Linked DNA regions of Homo sapiens: region 1 is linked to region 2. A link is an interaction called in ENCODE POLR2A ChIA-PET data of the cell type or tissue named here. Cell type or tissue: IMR-90. All regions are shown on one strand. Each heading gives the region's core, and the rest is flanking DNA. Links, peaks and the distances in the headings are about the cores only. Region 1 overlaps DNAAF9 (dynein axonemal assembly factor 9). Region 2 overlaps DNAAF9 (dynein axonemal assembly factor 9).

Region 1 (9,624 bases), core at 931-8,930, 51 kb before region 2:
GAGCCAGAACTCTGTGGTGCAGGGCTTTAGACTTGCTTCAGGTCTTCTTTCCCCTGGGTCTTCTGGATCTTGCTGCCCTGGCCATGAAAGGGAAAGGATAAAGGAAGTTTGTTCCCTTAAGACCTTGTGCTGCCCTGTGCTATCTGTTTCTGGCCAACCTGAATTTGAGAACGCTTCTTCAGTTTGCATCTGTGTGACCTTGGGCAAGATAGGAACTGTCTGTATCTGCTCCTTCAGCTACCCACCTTGTAAAGCAGTTGGGCACATAGATGTTAGCTGCTGTCACAGTGGGGTATTCTCTTACCATCAATATGGCTGGCATAGTCATTCTACTTCTCCTTTACTTGGGCCCTTGCCTAGGCCACTCAGCCTCCCCAGAGCAGGCCCCCTCTCAGTCCCAAGGCCTCCTAGGCCTAGGTGTCTGCCCTAGCTGGAGAAAGGCACAAGAAGAAAACACCAGTCAATGGGAGAAAAGTCCCCCAGGCCAGTCTTCCACCTAGAGCCCCTCCCCTTTCTCACCACAAAGATTGCTTCACTGAGGGCGGGGCGCAGTGGCTCACGCCTGTAATCTTAACACTTTGGGAGGCCAAGACAGGCGATCACTTGAGGTCAGGAGTTCAAGACCATCCTGACCAACATGGCAAAACCCCGCCTTCATTAAAAATGCAAAAATTAGCCAGGCATGATGGTACACACCTGTAGTCCCAGCTATTGGGGAGGCTGAAGCAGGAGAATCGCTTGAACCCAGGAGGTGGAGGTTGCAGTGAGTCGAGATTGCGCCACTGCACTCCAGCCTGGGTGACAGAATGAGACTCTGTCTCAAAAAAAAAAAAAAAAAAAAAAAAAGATTACTTCACTGAGGACCCTCAAACTGCTTCAGGTTAGCAGATCTCTTTCTCCCAAGAGGGGAAGGAGTGGGAGCCATGAATGCAGACAGTAATTAGTGTGTAGCTATCTAGTATGTGTTAATGCAAGAGATTACACTTACACAAGTTAGAGTAAGCTGAAAGGGTTTTCTAGTTATTTCTCAACTCTGAAGGCCTCACCCATGGCTCCACAGCATTTGACTGTGAGTTGCAGAGACGTGGCCTCTGCTTGCGCTCAGAGCAGGGATGGAGGGTCATTCTCAGTCTGCAGTGAGCAGCAGTCCTCTCATGTCATTTTCTCCTGTTGTGGTCCAAGAGTCAAGACCGTCCTTAGGACTTGCACAGAGGCAGGGCTGTGATTAGAGTCAGATTCTGGCCTCATACCTGCTGGTGGTGTGGGACCCTGGGGAAAGTATCCAAAATAGGGTAAATCTGTGTAAAGCAAGGATGACACACACCTCACTGTGTGGCCTTGAGAATCCCAAGCAGGTACCCTGCACAGGTATCTGAGGAGCAGGAGCAGACTGATTTTTCTTTTGTTTTGTTTCTGGTCTACAGCTCCAAGATGACTTTTCATATACATGCTGTGAATAATCAGGGAAGGTGCGTATATGATTGTGGTGCATCCTTACATGGAGCAAGTTTTAGGAAGATAAAGAGAGGGGAGGCTGCTGACATGAGTGGTTTTCTCATGCTTCCACACCTAGCAGTGACATCACTCCAGGGTTGGGCTTGGGCTGGCTGTGCTCAGCTGAGCCCCTGTACCCTGAGTGCTTCCCACTGCAGAGCTGAGGGGCAGAGGTGGGGATGGACATACTCACCTTAGTGGCCCACATACCAATTCTACAGACATGCAACCCAGTGTTTTGAAAGGCCCTAAGAGCAATCCGAATCTATGACTTGTCATTGCCAAGTTGAAAAAAGCAAACACTGTAAATTTAAGTACACTTAAAAACTCTTTAACATAGTCTTCCATCTCTTTCCCCTCCTAGAATTGTACCGCTGGACAGTGAAGATAGCTTATCCTTTGTGAAGACGGTAAGCAGAGCTATCATGGGTCAGCTGGCTGGGAATGGCCTGTAGAGGGACATCTGTAAGTTGGGAGGTGGGAGTGGGTGGGGGTCTTGGGCAGCCCACCCCACCTGAAGAAGCTGATCTTCTCTCAGTCCTATCCCAGCCATAGCAGGGGTGAGCCTGTGTTTACTGAAGGTACCCAGGTAGCTGTGCTAGGCCCACCCACATCTATTCTCCCTTGCCTAGGCTTCCCCAGTGTCCAGAGTCTTAACTGAGGTGTTGGGAGGCACCTCTTTCTGGGTTATGAAGCCTTCCTACAGGTAGCTGAGATTGCTCTTGTCGAAATGTGAATCCAGGACAAGCTTGCCTTGACTAACAGACTAAGTTTTTCAGTGGCATCTTTGAGTTCCAAGACTTGCATTGATGTCCTTAACAGGAACCTAGAGTTGAGACCAGTCTTGACAGCGTAGTGAGACCCCGTGTCTAAAAAAAAAAATTTTTTTAATTAGGCAGGTGTGGTGGCATGCACCTGTAGCCCGACCTCCTCAGGAGGCTGAGGCAGGAGGATCACTTGAGTCCAGGAGTTTGAGACTGCAGTGAACTGTGATTGCACCACTGCACTCCAGCCTGGATGACAGAGTGAGATTTAGTCTCAGAAAACAAACAAACAAAAACAGGGAACCTGAGAAAATTAACTACAGTCCTGTACCACAAAAGGACATCTTGGTCAACAGTGGACTGCAGATACAACAGTGGTCCCATAATATCATAATACTGTATTTTTACCCACCATTTCTATGTGTAGATATGCCTAAATTCACAAATATTACCATCATGTTATAATTGCCTACAGTATTCAGTATAGTAACATGCTGTACGGGTTTGTAGCCTAGGAGCAATAGACTATACCAGCTAGCCTAGGTGTATAGTAGGCTACACCATCTAGGTTTAAGTACACTCTACAATGTTCACACAGTGATGAAATCAGCTAATGATGCATTTCTCAGAATGTATCCCTGTCATTAAGTGATACATGACTATAATTATTTAAATGGCCAATAATCAACAGGGACCTGGGTCTGCCATGAAGTAGAGTAGTCAGAGCAACGTTTTCCAACCTGTGTGCTGGGGGCATGGTTTGGAGATGCACTGAGATAATGGTCCCTGGGGTGGGATGGCATGGCGAAGGGGAGCCAGAGTTTCTAGGCCAGTTGTTCTCAGCCACAAGCTGAGTCCTCCCTTTACCCCAGAACATCCTGATGTGAAGAAGATTGGCAAATGGTACATGAGAGGGTAGTACATATCTAGCCAAGATTCTGTTTGTGGTGTGTGTTATATCTTGAGTCTGTTCTGTGACCACTGCCTGAGCCTTAGTTTGAAAAAGCTTTGGTCCCAGGGAACTGGGTGAGCAGCACCCAGTGGATAATTTGGTACAAGCGCATCCCCATCACCATCACCTGTGGAAAAGTAACTCAAAAGTTCCTGTCAGTAGTGTTAACCTATCTACAGAGAATAGCACAACAAGGGTAATTTTTTTAAGGTTGTAATTTATGTTTTTATAATGTTCCTGGTCCCCATCTGTCAACATTTTGTGTGGATGTTCTTTTAGAACTAGTTTAGACTTTTTTGTGATATCATTAAAACATTGGGAAATACTTTCTGATATTTAGGTGATAATACTTTATCTCCTTGTTAGACTTTAAATCCCTGACTTCTCTCCTTAGACTCTTGAGCAGTGCTTTGGAAGATGCTTTGCATAGTAGCAGGTGATTAGGAATCCAGTAAAATCATAGTCTTGCGTCAAGTATGCACAGCTAATGAGATAGGAAATAAGAGGCAGGAAGTTGATGCTTTTTGTCTACATTCTGTCCTCTTATCCAGAGATGAAGTTCTATATCCTCCCCAAAGCCTTCCCTGTTGATTTCTCCCTACAAGTATTCCTATAGTCCTTGCAGTTGCAGTTTGTACTACACAAATTAAGAAATAATTATATCCTAATGTGTCATATGATATCATAATGTGTCATATGATGACCTTCATATAAGAATGCCCTTGTTTCTCCAGCTATACATTATAGATTTCCTGAAGACAGGCACCATGCTGTATTTTTTCTTTCCCCGTGCCACATGGTGGGAAGTACATAACAAGTGTCCAACAAATGCTACATGTTATCTTTTTAATATCCTCTCTTCCCTTCCTCAATACCAGTGGCCAAATATGAACATGAAGGATCAGGAACCCCCAGGATCTGTCCACCTGATTGGTCTGGGAACCAAAGACATAGGATTGCCATTGTCACTTAAGAGGGACCATGTAGCTCAGGAGGGTTCTGTGTCTTCAGATGCTCGAAATCCTTTGAGACAGCTTTAGATAAACCTTCCAGTTGTCAAACCTGAAAGGAAAGTTAATTCAAATATAGACGCCTACTTGTCTCTTTTGTATATCCTATTATCATAATAATATGGAAAATTAAGGGCTTTGGCCTTAACTGTGGTTTTTTTCCTTTCAACCTTGTGGCCTCTTTAAGTTTTTATTTGAAAATTCAGCAATCCGTTCAAGAGCCTCAGATCTTTTGTCTCTGTCCTAAGGGGTGGGACAGGCGTCCCAGGCTAGGACGACAATATGTGAAAGTGGACTTAGGAGATCTGCACCAGCACCCACCGCTCACTACTATTCAGGGTAGGAGGGGACAGGTCCTTGTGCTACTTATCCCATGTCCCTCATCAGATCTTCCTGGTCATCACAGACTCTAGCTCTAGCTAACATCATTTTCTCTTTCTTCTGCTGGCTTCTTCCCGGAATTGTTTCATTTTCACTAGTTTTTACCTAATAAATTAGGGCTTTCTTACCAGACATTTGGGAGCTCTCTGAGTTGTTCTAATTTTGTTTCCAGGCTACTGAAGCCTCAGCTTTTATTTGTCTTGGCCATAAAAGCTTGATAGCTTTCTTGCTTTTTTTTTTTTTTTTTTTTTTTTTTTGAGACGGGGTCTCGGTCCGTTGCCCAGGCTGGAGTGCAGTGGCATGATCATAGATCACTGCAGCCTCAACCTCCTGGGCTCAAACAATCCTCCTGCCTTAGCCTCCTGAATAACAGAGACCACAGGCAGACGCCACCATGCCTGGCTATTTTTTTTTCTTTTTTTTTTTTTTTTTTTTTTGAGACAGAGTCTTGCTCTGTTGCCCAGGCTGGAGTTCAGTGGCGCGATCTCAGCTCACTGCAGCCTCCACCTCCCAGGTTCAAGCAATTCTCCTGCCTCAGCCTCCCAAGTAGCTGGGATTACAGGCACACGCCACCATGCCTGGCTAATTTTTTTTTGTATTTTTAGTAGAGATGGGGTTTCACCATGTTGCCCAGGCTAGTCTCAAACTCCTGGGCTCAAGTGATCCACCCGCCTCAACCTCCCAAAGTGTTGGGATTATGGGCATGAGTCATTATGCCTAGCCTAATTTTTTCTTTAGTAGAGTGGGGATCTCACTGTGTTGTTCAGGGTGGTCTCAAACTCCTGGGTTCCTTGACCTCCCAAATTACTGGGATTACAGGCATGAGCCACTGTGCCTAGTCAGCATAAAGCAATTTGAGGGAATATACGGAAACATAAGGATACTTTCCTTATAGCCCAAGGGTGTCTCTGATCAGGGAGCAATTTCAGGGAAGCCTGGGTGATCCTAAAGTCACCTCCCAGTTCAAAGATGTATTTAGGATAACTCCAGTTTTCCCTAGAAACTCTTCAGTACTCTTTTGCCATGTTCCTTTAGGCAGTATTTGTGGTCTCATTCTTATGGACTTCTCTGAAAGTTTTGGGCTGGTAACTGATCTAACTGGTTTCTCATTCAATGCAGGCTTGTATGGCCGTCTATGACATTCCTGACTTACTGGGAGGCAATGGTTGTTTAGGATCTGTGGTTTTCTCTGAATCATTTTTGACTTCTCAGATCTTAGTTAAAGAAAAGGGTAAGTATATGTGATCTTTAGAAAGCAAACCTTAAGCCTTTTTTTTTTTTTTTTGGCAAAATAAACTATAAACTAAGGCAAAAGGCCAACAATAAACTGGTAAAAATATTAGAACTGATGATCACAGCACTGCACTCCAGCCTCAGTGACACAGTGAGACCCCGTATCAAAAAAAAAAAAAAAAGAGAAACATTAAAGATGAACAAAGGGTGTATAACCTAATTTATGAAGAACTCTTCCAAAATTAATAAGAAAAGATAAGCTACCCAATAGTAAAATGAGCAAAAAAAATGAACAGGCACTTCACAGACGTGGAAAACAAAAAAGAGAGGAGGACTATTTATAAATGAAGATATGTAATCTCACTAGTAGTCAAGAAGAAGCAACTTGAAGGCTGGGCGTGGTGGTTCATGCCTGTAATCCCAGCACTTTGGGAGCCCAAGGTGGGCGAATCACTTGAGGTCAGGAGTTTGAGACCAGCCTGGCCAACATGGTGAAACCCCATCTCTACTAAAAATACAAAAATTAGCCGGGCATGGTGGTGGGTGCCTGTAATCCCAATTACTCGGGAAGCTGAGGCAGGAGAATCACTTGAACCTAGGAGGCGGAGGTTGCATTGAGCTGAGGTCGCACCACTGCACTCCAGCCTGGGTGACAGAGTGAGACTCTGTCTCAAAAAAAAGCAATTTGAAACAGTAATTAGATATTATTTTTTTACCTGTTAGGTTGGCAAAATATTCTAAAGATTTATTATATTCTAAGGAATGAAAATATTCTAAAGAATGGTAGAATGAGCCTGATAATTCTCTTTGATCTTTAATATGTATACCTATACTACCTTGATAAAAATTAAAAAGTAGTGGTAAAATGGACTAATTCCCAAAAGTTTTGTTTCTTGGTTTTGGGGTTTTTTTTTTTTTTTTTTTTTGAGACAAGGTCTTGCTCTGTCACCCAGGCTGGAGTGTGGTGGCATAATCTCGGTTCACTGCAACCTCCACCTCCTGGGCTCAAGCGATTTTCCCACCTCAGCCTCCCAAGTAGCAGGGACCACAGATGCGCCACCACACCTGGCTAATTTTTCATATTTTTTGTAGAGACGGGGTTTTGCCATGTTGCCTGCAATCCCAACACTTTGGGAGGCTGGGGCTGGCAGATCACCTGAGGTCAGGAATTTGAGACCAGCCTAGCTAGCATGACAAAATTCCATCTCTACTAAAAATACAAAAATTAGCCCGGCATGGTGGCACGCATCTGTAATCCCAGCTATTCGGGAGGATGAGTCAAGAGAGTTGCTTGAACTTGCTAGGCAGAGGTTGCAGTGAGCCGAGATGGCGCCACTGCACTCCAGCCTGGGTGACAGAACAAGATTCTGTCTCAAAAAAAAAAAAAAAAAAAAAAGAACCCTAGCTCCTGAGAAGGGCATTTAGGGTCTGGGGCCTGCAAGGCAGGCTGAGCTGGTAGGGAATTAACTGGCATGTGTGTGGTGTTCCTGCAGATGGCACTGTTACCACAGAAACCAGCTCCGTAGTCCTGACTGCTGCTGTACCCAGATTCTGCTCCTGGCTGGTTAGTGTCATTCATCAGGTGGAAGTGGACCTACGTGTGGAGAAATCAGGGTGAACACTTGAGGAAGAGCCTCTTTGTTGGGCCCCTGGTGGGATGTCAGGTCCTGAACTAGCTGTTGTTCAGGAATGGAATTTTTGATCCCAGCCCTTTCTCTTTATACAAATGAACATAGTTCCGTTAACTCTCATAATCTTAGAAAAGTTTCAAAAGAAAGGAACAAAGTTACGTGGGTCACTGTTAAATTAGGAAAGGAAGAAATTAAGAGCCTCATTTTACAAATGAGGAAACTGAGCTTAGGAGTTGAACGGCCCGGCCAAGGTCACACAAATCATGAGAAGTGGATCCCGTGACTTGCTTCCCTGGTAGAGTGGTTGCTACGGAGTTTTTACTGCAACATCTCTCTGCTAGTAGAAAAGTCCCATCTTCCGCAGTGGGAGGGACTTGGTCTGAAACTGGGGCCTTGGAATGTAAAAGGTGTGACAGCAGTTAGTCTGCTAATGGGCTGAGTCCCTTCTTGAGAGTGCTCACATTCTGCTTCTACAGTTCCCACACAGACAGGGAAGACCGAGAGTTATCCTCTAACCTAAACGTGTTTAAATCTGAAAATATTTTAATACATTATCTTTGCTTCATCCCTAAAAACAGTTGTTTTTTTCTGAAGTGAAATACAGGTGGAGACTAACACATCCCCTCTGCTTGTCATAAGCTCATTAGCTGGACCTCAGGTCCTAGTGAGAGAGCCCACCAAGGCCTTGGGCTCTGAGCCCAGGTGACCAGCAGACATCTCAGGTGTGTCAGGGCCTGAGAGCACTGGACATGGACATGGTGGAAGGACTGTCCAGCCAGTGTCCTGGAAATATTTGAACACAGTGGGGAGACCTAGCAGGGTTTTCCCTTGAAGTAGTTGACTGAAAATCTGCATTCCTTTTGGACACAGGTGGAAGATAATGAAGTAAAATTGTCTGAGAAAACCCAGCAAGCAGTGAGGGTAAGCAGCCTTCTTATTCTCAGTGTGAACATTATATCAAAAAATAATGTAAGCAATTCATAAAGGTATTAAAATGCTTCATCTCACTACTAATCTAAAAGACTTGCACTATGTTGTCTTCACTTCCTATTTGCATTCCTCCCCTTCCCAGCAGAGCTTTAGAAATAACCATTTATGGGGGATACAATTAGAGGGATTCTTTATTCCATCAGGGCCTTCTGGTGTTCTTTTAAAAATCTCCCCATAATATTAAAAGCAGATCCCAGATTGGCCTAGACATGTAGAGCTGAGACATCAAGGCTTTAGGCCAAGGAGAAGCTGCCTCTGTTTTCACAAAGGAAATAAATCCACTGGAACATGAACAAGCATTGCGGGCTTTGATGCCTGGACTCAGAGAGAATCTTAATGTTCTTTTTCTCAGCACAAATCAAGGATGCCAGTAACTGCCAAAGAGCCAGACAATGCCAAAGGCCATGGAATACATTGGGCATATCTGAGCCTGACTCAGCTTTTGTAGACGGACATAATTGGGCAGGACTTTTGATTCTGTGAATATTTATGCTATAAATCACCTATTCTTTTTTGGATTTTTGTTTTTGTTGTTGTTTTTAAAGGGGGATGAGTCTTTCCTGGGCACTTATCTAACAGGAGGAGAAGGAGCATATCTTTATTCCAGCAATCTACAGTCCTGGCCTGAGGAAGGTAAGGAGCTATGACTTTAATGTTTTTGGCCATGTCTGGGTCCCTCATTTGCAGATGTCAGCATGGGTGTTGTAATTAATAATACATCTTCTATTTGAACACAATTGTGGTACAGAAATGTTTTCCTACAGCTTTTCTCTCGACCCACCCACTTTGTAGATGAGGAAATTTATGCTAGGAAGGGCTGATCACAGAACTGTACCTGGTCCTTTTGTTGCTGCCTGAGGTTAGTTAGCTCTCTCAATGGGCTAGGGCAGCAGCATTTCCAGAAATAGAATTTGTGGACCTAAACAGAAGCTGGATTCATTTCTCTTGCTGTGTAACAAATGACCACAAATTTAGTAGCTTAAAACAACACCCTCTTATTATCTCACAGTTCTCCAGGTCAGAAGTTCAGGCAGGCTTGGCTGGACCCAGATCTCTTGAGGTCAAAATCAAGGCATCAGCCAGGCTAGGCTCTTATCTAGAGCCTCTGGGGAAGAATCTTCTCCCAATCTCAGCAAGGATGTTGTTTCCTTTCGCTTGTAGGAATGAGG
Region 2 (9,624 bases), core at 767-8,766:
GACCACTAGAGGAACTGAAAATCCTAATGAAGCTGGGTGCCGTGGCTCACGCCCGTAATCCCAGCACTTTAGAGGAGGCCAAGGCATGAGGATCACTTGAGCCCAGGAGTTTGAGACCAGTCTGGGCAACAAAATGAGACCCAGTGTCTAAAAAAAATAAAAAAATTAGCCAAGCATGGTGGCACGCACACCTGTGGTCCCAGCTACACAGGAGGCTGAGGCAGGAGGATTGCTTGAGCCCAGGAGGTCAATGCTTCAGTGAGCCACTGAATATATAAATATATATAATATGTAGACTTCCTTTGGTTCCTGATTCAAAAATTATTAACTGAGAAAACATTTATAAGACAGAGAAATTTGAACACAGACTGGATTTTTTTATATTAAGGAGTTCATTGTTAATATGTTTAGAGTCCTTATATTATGGAAATTCACGTTGAAGTATTTTTGTTTGAAATAATTGGGTATCTGGGATTGACTTCAAAATCATACAGTAGGGGAGCCGGGGATGAGCTGGGTGGAGTGTAGATGAAATACGATTAGCTGAGTGTTGGTAGTTCCTGAAACCAGGTGATGGGAGTTCATTCTACTATTTTTCTAGTTGTGTATGTTTGAAATTTTCTACGATATTAAGAAGTACAGCTGGGTGCGGTGGCTCACACCTGTAATCCCAGCACTTTGGGAGGCCGAGGCAGGCAGATCACGAGGTCGGGAGTTCGAGACCAGCCTGACCAACATGGAGAAACCCCATCTCTACTAAAAATACAAAATAAGCTGGGCATGGTGGCGCGCACCAGTAATCCCAGCTACTTAGGAGGCTGAGGCAGGAGAATTACTTGAACATGGGAGGTGGAGACTGTAGTGAGCTGAGATTGCAACATTGCACTCCAACCTGGACAACAAGAGTGAAACTCCGTCTCAAAAAAAAAAAAAGAAGAAGTAAATAAAAATTATTGAATAACAAAAATGCAAAATGAATAATCTTATATATGCGCTATGATTATAACTGTTAAAATAGGAATGAATATGGAAGGGGTATTATAATTATCTTGGGGTGGTGAAGTGTGGTAAGTTTCCTGATCTCCAAATTCTCTGTGGTCCTGTGAATTTTACTTCTGTATTTTCACCAAAAGGTTGGGAGTGATCATGGCCCACCCTGCAACCTCTTCTTACATGGGCCACCCTTTCTTACCACGTGACTAAAATCTGTTAGCATTTATCTTGGAATCATGTGGCTCCCTGTGCACAGTATCTTGGCAGTGCACTCTTTGAGGATATAATGAATAACCCCTGTTATATGGTGAGTTTTTGATAATTGTGTTGTTCTGAACTGGTGAAGGTAAATGGCACCAGTTCCTGATGATGCTAAATACAGGATGTGTGAAAAGGCCCTTTGACTAAGAATTCCAAGTATCAGCTAGATACCAGAATTAAAATAATAGAGGAGGCCGGGTGCAATGGCTCATGTCTGTAATCCCAGCACTTTGGGAGGCTGAGGTGGGCTGATCACCTGAGGTCAGGAGTTCAAGACCAGCCTAGCCAACATGGTGAAACCCCGTCTCTACTAAAAATACAAAAATTAGCCAGGCATGGTTGCGGGTTCCTGTAATTCCTGCTACTCAAGAGGCTGAGGCAGGAGAATTGCTTGAACCCTGGAGGCTGAGGTTGCAGTAAGCTGAGATCGCACCACTGCACTCCAGCCTGGGCAACAGAGTGAGACACCGTCTTAAAAAAAAAAAAAAAAAAGATAGAGGAAGTTAGGGGTTAGGTAGTAAGGCAGCTACAGACTTGAAGCTATTCATTCCAAGAGGTGGCAGTGCCGGGAAGTGGGAAGAGAATGATAGCTGTTTATGTTGGTATTGGGGTGTAAGGGTTGTCTCCATCAGGAGACTACTGGAAGGCATGATTAGGGGATGGAGCAAGGGCTCACGTTTGTGTGAGCCTTCACCCCTAACCAGGACTGTGAAGGCTAAACTGTCCTTGGTTTTATTCCCAGGCCTGGTGAGTAACGTGGTATTCACCAGTCACACCACGGAGCAGCGGCACCCTCTCCTTGTTCAGCTGCAGAGCCTCATCAGGGCTGCCAATCCTGCTGCAGCCTTCATTCTTGCAGAAAATGGGATTGTCACCAGGTAATCTATAGATTCACTCTGCAAGACCAGTTGCTTTCTCAGATACAGCACTCTGTCTGTGGCCCACAGAGTCTTTCTACTGTATCTAAGACCTAAACATTTGGAGAAGTCAGTTTTTGAGCCAGGTGCGGTGGCACGCACCTATAGTCCCAGCTACTCGGGAGGCTGAGAAGGGAGGATCACTTGAATCCAGGAATTGGAGGCTGCAGTGAGCAATGATTGTGTCAGTGCATTCCACAGCCTGAGAGACAGAGCAAGACCCCATCTCTTTAAAAAAAAAAAAAAAAAAAGCAGGCTGGGCACAATGGCTCGTGCCTGTAATCTCAGCATTTTGGGTGGCTGAGGTGGGAGGATCTTGAGTCAGGAGTTTGAGACCAGCCTGGACAATATAGTGATACTCCATCTCGAAAAAGAAAAAATATATTGGAAAAAGAAAAAAAACAGTTTTTGAAGTGTTTTTTTTTTTTTTGAGACGGAGTCTCCCTCTGTCGTCCAGGCTGGAGTGCAGTGGCGCGATCTCGGCTCACTGCAAGCTCCGCCTCCCAGGTTCACGCCATTCTCCTGCCTCAGCCTCCTGAGTAGCTGGGACTACAGGCGCCCGCCACCACGCCCGGCTAATTTTGTTTTTGTATTTTTAGTAGAGACGGGGTTTCACCATGTTAGCCAGGATGGTCTCAATCTCCTGACCTTGTGTTCCGCCTGCCTCGGCCTCCCAAAGTGCTGGGATTACAGGCGTGAGGCACCACGCCTGGCCGAAGTGCTTTAGATGCTCTGTAAAAATCACCAAGAAGACCCCATCGTGTACCATTTTGAGGCATTTTGTTTTGATCCATTCACATTCTCATCCATTGAAGGATGGTAGCCAAGATTCTCTTAACATCCTTGTATTAAAGTGTGAAAGAAATGGCATAGAGAACGTAGAGAAGGGTCGGATGTGATGGCTCAACCTGTAATCCCAGCACTTAGGGAGCCCAAAACTCCTTGCAGGAGTTCAAGACCAGCCTGGGTAAAATAGTGACACTCTGTCTCTACCAAAACAGTTTTTTAAAAAAACAGCCAGCATGGTTGTGCATGTCTGTAGTCTCAGCTACTCAGGAGGCTGGGCAGGAGGATTGCCTGAGCCCAGGAGTTTAGGGTTATACTGAGCCATGATCACACCATTGCACTCCAGCCTGAGCGAAGTAGTGAGACTTTGTCTATTAAAAAAAAAAAAAAAAAGTGGCCGGGTGCAGTGGCTCACGCCTGTAATCCCAACACTTTGGGAGGCCAAGGCAGGCGGATCACAAGGTCAGGAGATTGAGACCATCCTTGTTAACACGGTGGAACCCCGCCTCTATATTTAAAAAAATACAGAAATTAGCCAGGTGTGGTGGCAGGCACCTGTAGCCCCAGCTACTTGGGAGGCTGAGGGAGGAGAACGGCGTGAACCTGGGAGGCAGAGCTTGCAGTGAGCCAAGACCGCACCACTGCACTCCAGCCAGCCTGGGCAACAGAGCCTCTGTCTCAAAAAAAAAAAAAAAAAAAAAAAAGTAACATAGAGATATTATCTCTTTACTTCATGGACTTGGGTTCAAATTACAAACTAAAAATAGAGAATTAGTGATTTTGTTTGTGTACACACATATACGAGGAGAAAACACCTGGTTATATAGCTGTTTTGTTTGCTCAATTCAGATAAAAGGTTATATACCTTTTTAATGTAGTTTTGACTTTTGAACTATGTAGATATTTTATGTATTCAAAAATTAAATAAAGGAGGGAAAAAACTAAATTAAATACAAACCAAAAAAAGCGAATCTAGGCTGGGTGCAGTGGCTCACGCCTGTAATCCCAGCACTTTGGGAGGCCAAGGCAGGCAGATCACGAAGTCAGGAGTTCGAGACCAGCCCTACCAACATGGTGAAACCCTGTCTCTACTAAAAATACAAAACTTAGCTGGGCATGGTGGCGCATGCCTATAATCCCAGCTACTCAGGAGACTGAGGCAAGAGAATCGCTTAAACCCAGGAGGCAGAGGTTGCAGTGAGCCAAGATCGTACCATTGCACTCCAGGTGGGCGACAAAGAGAAACTCCATCTCAAAAAAAAAAAGGGGCCGGGCACAGTGATTCATGCCTGTAATCCCAACACTTTGGGAGGGCGAGGCGGGCGTATCACCTGAGGTCAGGAGTTCAAGACCAGCCCAGCCTGGCCAACATGGCGAAACCCCGCCTCTACTAAAAATACAAAAAATTGGCCAGGCGTGGTGCCAGGCACCTGTAATCCCAGCTACTCAGGAGGCTGAGGCAGGAGAATTGATTGAACCTGGGAGGCGGAGGTTGCAGTGAGCCAAGATCATGCCATTGCACTCCAGCCTGGGCAACAAGAATGAAACTCCATCTCAAAATTAAAAAAAAAAAAAAAAAGTAAACCTATCTGTATATCAAAGTAATAACAGCCACACCAAGAAAAGTATTTAATTCAAGTAACTTTTGAACATAATCCTCTGCTGGAACCCTGGTTCTAAACAACATCACTGATTGAAGAGAGGAGATTATGAATATGAAATGGGGAAGATGAAGAAAAACCCTTCAAATATTTATTTTATTTTATTTAGACAGAGTCTTGCTCTGTCACCCAGGCTGGAGTGCCGTGACACGATCTCAGCTCACTGCAACCTCCACCTCCTGGATTCAAGTGATTCTCTTGCCCCAGCCTCCCTAGTAGCTGGGATTACAAGTGCATACCACCATACCAGACTAATTTTTCTATTTTTAGTAGTGGCAGGGTTTCACCATGTTGGCCAGGCTGGTGTTGAACTCCTGGCCTCAAGTGATCCACCCACCTCGGCCTCCCAAAGATCAAATGTTGATTTGAATTGGAGATTCAATATAAATTCATTATTTTTAAAAATGTATATTTCCTACCATTTTCCTTTGAAAGGGACCAGAATAGTAATACCACAGTTGCAGCAAATACCCTTACCTCTGTATCTTGGTTTCTAAGTACCAGTCCCCACTACAAGGTACCAGGACTCCTTGGAGAATTAGCTGACTGCATGCCTAGGTCAAGGAAAGTACAAGGTGAGCCTGGTCCATTTTATGCCAATAAAGCAAGGAAGTACTCAAAGATTAGTGGAGATGTGTCAAAAGGATATGGGAAGTAGCTTAAGAAGTTCCTGCTAGTCTAATTTGGGACAATTTGGGGATAAGAAAGAACCATGATAATACTGGAACTATGAATTATAACACATGGAATAAAATGTGTGTCCACAGTGATCCTCAAAAACAAAGGTGGGGCCAGGCACGGTGGCTCACACCTGTAATCCCAGCACTTTGGGAGGCCGAGGCAGGCAGATCACCTGAGGTCGGGAGTTCGAAATCAGCCTGACCAATATGGCAAAACCCCATCTCTATTAAAAATATAAAATTAGCCGGGCATGGTAGTGCATGCCTGTGATTCCAGTTACTCAGGAGGCTGAGGCAGGAGAATGGCTTGAACCCAGGAGGCGGAGCTTGCAGTGAGCCGAGATTGCGCCATTGCACTCTAGCCTAGGCAACAAGAGCGAAACTCCATCTCAAAAAAAAAAAAAAGGTGGAAGGGGGCAGGATAGCAAAGCCCTTTATAGAAGAATACCAAGTAAATAAGGTTTGATAGAACTAGAAAATAATCAGCCGAGCATGGTGGCTCAGGCCAGTAATCCCAGCACTTTGGGAGGCTGAGGCGGGCAGATCACAAGGTCAGGAGATCGAGACCATCCTGGCCAACACGGTGAAACCCCATCTCTACTAAAAATACAAAAAATAAGCCGGGCATGGTGGCGGGCACCTGTAGTCCCAGCTACTCAGGAGGCTGAGGCAGGAGAATGGCGTAAACCTGGGAGGCGGAGCTTGCAGTGGGCCGAGACCGCGCCACTGCACTCCAGCCTGGGCAACAGAGCAAGACTCCATCTCAACCATCTCAAAAAAACAAAAACAAAAGAACTAGAAAATAATCATTTTGTAACCTTCAGTCTAATACAGTATTTGATTTAGGGAACGATCAATGAATGCTAAAAGCACTAGGTGAAAGACTGTTGAAGAAAAAAAATATTACTAGTCCTGTACTGTGTAAAGTACCACTCCATAGACTACTGACTCCTTACAAAGAGGGAAAAATACCTTACAATGGAAAGGTCTGGTATACCTATGTTGAACAAACGATTAAACTCAGTGAGACCAGTAATGGGACAAACTGATACCCTGTACCTCCTTGATGTGATGCAGTGGGAAGGATGCAACACCACCTGGGTATTAATCTCAAAATATGCATAACCTGAATCTAATTATGAGAATTAGAAACAGACAAATCCAAGTGTGGGACACAAAAGCTCTGACATGTACTCTCAAATATCAACACCATGAGAATCAAACCAACCAAAAGATAGAGGAACTGTTCCAGGTTAAAGGAGAATAAAGATGATAAATTTAGGCCGGGTGCAGTGACTCACGCCTGTAATCCCAACGCTTTAGGAGGCTGAGGCAGGCGGATCACCTGGGGTCAGGAGTTCAAGATCAGCCTGGCCAACATGGCGAAACCCTGTCTCTATTTAAAAAATACAAAAATTAGCAGGGCGTGGTGGTGGGTGCCTGTAGTCCCAGCTACTTGGGAGGCTGAGGCAGGAGAATCGCTTGAACTCAGGAGGCGGAGGTTGCAGTGAGACGAGATCACGCCATTTCACTCCAGCCTGGGCAACAAGAGCGAAACTCTGTCTCAAAATTAAAAAAAAAAAAAAGGAATGTATCTGTATATCAAAGTAATAACAACCACACCAAAAAAAGTATTTAATTCAAGTAACTTTTGAACATAGTCTTTTTTTTTTTTTTTTTTTTTCTGAGACAGAGTCTCACTCTGTCACCCAGGCTGGAGTGCAGTGGCGTGATCTCGTCTCACTGCAACCTCCACCTCTCCACCTCCTGGGTTCAAGTGATTCTCCTGCCTCGGCCTCCTAAGTAGCTGGGACTACAGGCGCGTGCCACCACGCCCAGCTAATTTTTGTATTTTTTTAGTAGAGATGGGGTTTCGCCATGTTGGCCAGGCTGGTCTTGAACTCCTGACCCCAGGTGATCCGCCTGCCTCGGCCTCCCAAAGTGCTGGGATTACAGACATGAGCCATCGCGCCCGGCCTAATGAATGATTCTTGATTGGATCGTGGACCCTCCCCCACCAAAAAGGGGAAATTTGAAAGTGGATGTATGTTCATGCTTCTCCAGCTTTGTGGTGCATATGCATCTCTAGTGGAGATCTTGTTGAAAATTAGTTTCTGGTTCAGTACATCTGGGCTGGGGGCTGAGGTTCTGCATTTCTAACAAGCTCCCAGGTGATTGCTGGGAGCCAGTAAATTCCTTGGATGTGATCATGATATCGTAGTTCTGTAAGAGAATGTCCTTGTTCTTGGGAGATGCATACTGAAGTATTTAGGGGTAAAATATCATGATGAGTACAGCTAATTTTCATTTGGTTTGGCAGAAAAAAACAAAAATGCTTGTATGTATTTAGGGGACATGAAGAATAAACAAAACGTGCAGGTAAAGTCAGTCCTGGCCGGGCTCGGTGGCTCATGCCTGTAATCCCAACACTTTGGGAGGCCGAGGCAGGCGGATCATGAGGTCAGGAGATTGAGACGATCCTGGCCAACATGGTGAAACCCCGTCCCTACTGAAAGTACAAAAATTACCTGGGTATGATGGCACATGCCTGTAGTCCCCGCTACTCAGGAGGCTGAGGCAGGAGAATCACTTGAACCCGGGAAGCGGAGGTTGCAATGAGCCAAGATTGCACCACTGCACTCCAGCCTGGCGACAGAGCGAGACTCCGTCTCAAGAAAAAAAAAAAAGAGATTGACAGTCCTAATTAATCTAGGTCTTTTCTGTGTGTTTTCAAAGGAATGAAGACATTGAGCTGATTCTCTCAGAAAACAGTTTTTCAAGTCCTGAGATGCTACGATCTCGATATTTAATGTATCCTGGCTGGCAAGTATCATCATTGAAAAATAACTAAGATTTTTTTGTAAACCCAATGATTTATTTATTTACAGAAAAAAAAAAAGAGAGAAGGTGAAAATACCAGATGTGCTTTGCAAGGGTGACACATGGCAGCTGGCACGGCCTGCCTGTCCGGCAGCTGCTGGCCTTGCCAGGAGCCCAGTGCTCCACCTCTTGGGCTCCAAACTGCGAGCCTTCTTAGATGTTTCAATTTAGGGAATCATCCTGTAGGCAGCAAGCACCGCTGTGCCCTGTGTTCCTCCAGCCCCTACTGAGGGCAAAGTGCCTGGCACAGAACCAAGGAGCTATAACTTTCCCAGGTGAGACTCGCTTCTGACAATACCGTCAGTCAGTCCTCTAGGGTTCCCATCTGCTGGGTTCCCTGCTCATATGGCCCAGGGAATGTTCTCTGTAGGATGCTGCACAGCCTGTGGACCTCTCCAGAGGAGAAGAGGACAAAGGAGAGAGTGTGCTGCAAAGTTACTGTAATCATACTAATACCAACACGCTGGAACATTTACTGTGTGTGCTAGCTATTGTTCAAAGACTCCACTCTCTATATGGCAGCTCCTAGCCACATGGCTATTTAATGAAATGTAAATTAATAAAAATCAAAATTTATAATTCAGTCTTTCAGCCACACAGCCACATTTCAAGTGCTTCATAGCTTCCTGTGGCTGGCAGCTACCGTGTCCAACAGTGCAGATCTAGAACATTTCCATTGCCCCAGAAGGCTCTGTTGAACAGTGCTGTTGTGAGAGCTTTGTTTGTGTTGTCTCATTTACACCAATCCTGTGAAGTGGATTCCGTTATTTTATCATTTTACAGATAAGGTACCAGGGGCAGCAAAGAGTTAATGACTTGACAATTTATAGCTTAGTAGATGAAAGAACTGGATTTCAAACCCAGGTTGAATGGCTCAGAGCTTTTTCTCTTAGGCATCGTGCTACACTTATTCCTGTATAGCATGGACAATTTGTTTCTGCTCTGTTGAAGGTTTAGGGGAAGACATTGTTAAAGCTTGGCCAGAATTAATCTCTCATGTTTATTTGGATTATCTTTGTTATTCTTACTCACTTTTCCCAAGCACCTCTCTACATCCTCCATACCACCCCTTACACCACCAACTTTTTTCGTAACAAAAAATGATCTGGCCAGGCTTGGTGGCTCACGCCTGTAATCCCAGCACTTTGGGATGCCGAGGCGGGCAGATCACAAGGTCAGAAGATCGAGACCATCCTGGCTAACGTGGTGAAACCCCATCTCTACTGAAAATACAAAAAATTAGCCAGGTGTGGTGGTGGATGCCTGTAGTCCCAGCTACTTGGGAGGCTGAGGCAGGAGAATGGTGTGAAGCTGGGAGGTGGAGCTTGCAGTGAGCTGAGATCACGCCACTGCACTCCAGCTTGGGCGACAGAGCGAGACTCCGTCTCAAAAAAAAAAAAAAAAAAAAAAAAAAAGATCTGCTATGCTGTAAAAAACAAAACCAAA

What was found. ChIA-PET counts read pairs that join two places held together with the same protein. Peaks named below come from ENCODE experiments on the same cell type or tissue, not always from the same donor. Only the 100,000 strongest peaks of a DNase experiment are listed, where the experiment ranks them.
Region 1: POLR2A ChIA-PET joins it to region 2 with 15 read pairs; 7 of 35 experiments call an interaction of 5 or more read pairs at or near these places.

The regions. Positions count from the first base shown.
Region 1 is chr20:3,314,497-3,324,120 of GRCh38, reverse strand. It overlaps DNAAF9 (dynein axonemal assembly factor 9), which reads left to right. Exons shown (of 37, transcript NM_001009984.3): 15 at 1,425-1,469; 16 at 1,859-1,904; 17 at 5,721-5,832; 18 at 7,328-7,398; 19 at 8,336-8,386; 20 at 9,001-9,088. Among named protein-coding and RNA genes, the nearest start is that of SLC4A11, 80 kb to the right of the region's middle. In IMR-90, for the core only: a CTCF peak has its summit at 7,329 (motif pointing right); a DNase peak (open chromatin) is centred at 5,760.
Region 2 is chr20:3,262,935-3,272,558 of GRCh38, reverse strand. It overlaps DNAAF9 (dynein axonemal assembly factor 9), which reads left to right. Exons shown (of 37, transcript NM_001009984.3): 30 at 1,997-2,132; 31 at 8,035-8,121. Among named protein-coding and RNA genes, the nearest start is that of SLC4A11, 29 kb to the right of the region's middle. In IMR-90, for the core only: no CTCF peak of the experiment used is centred there; no DNase peak of the experiment used is centred there.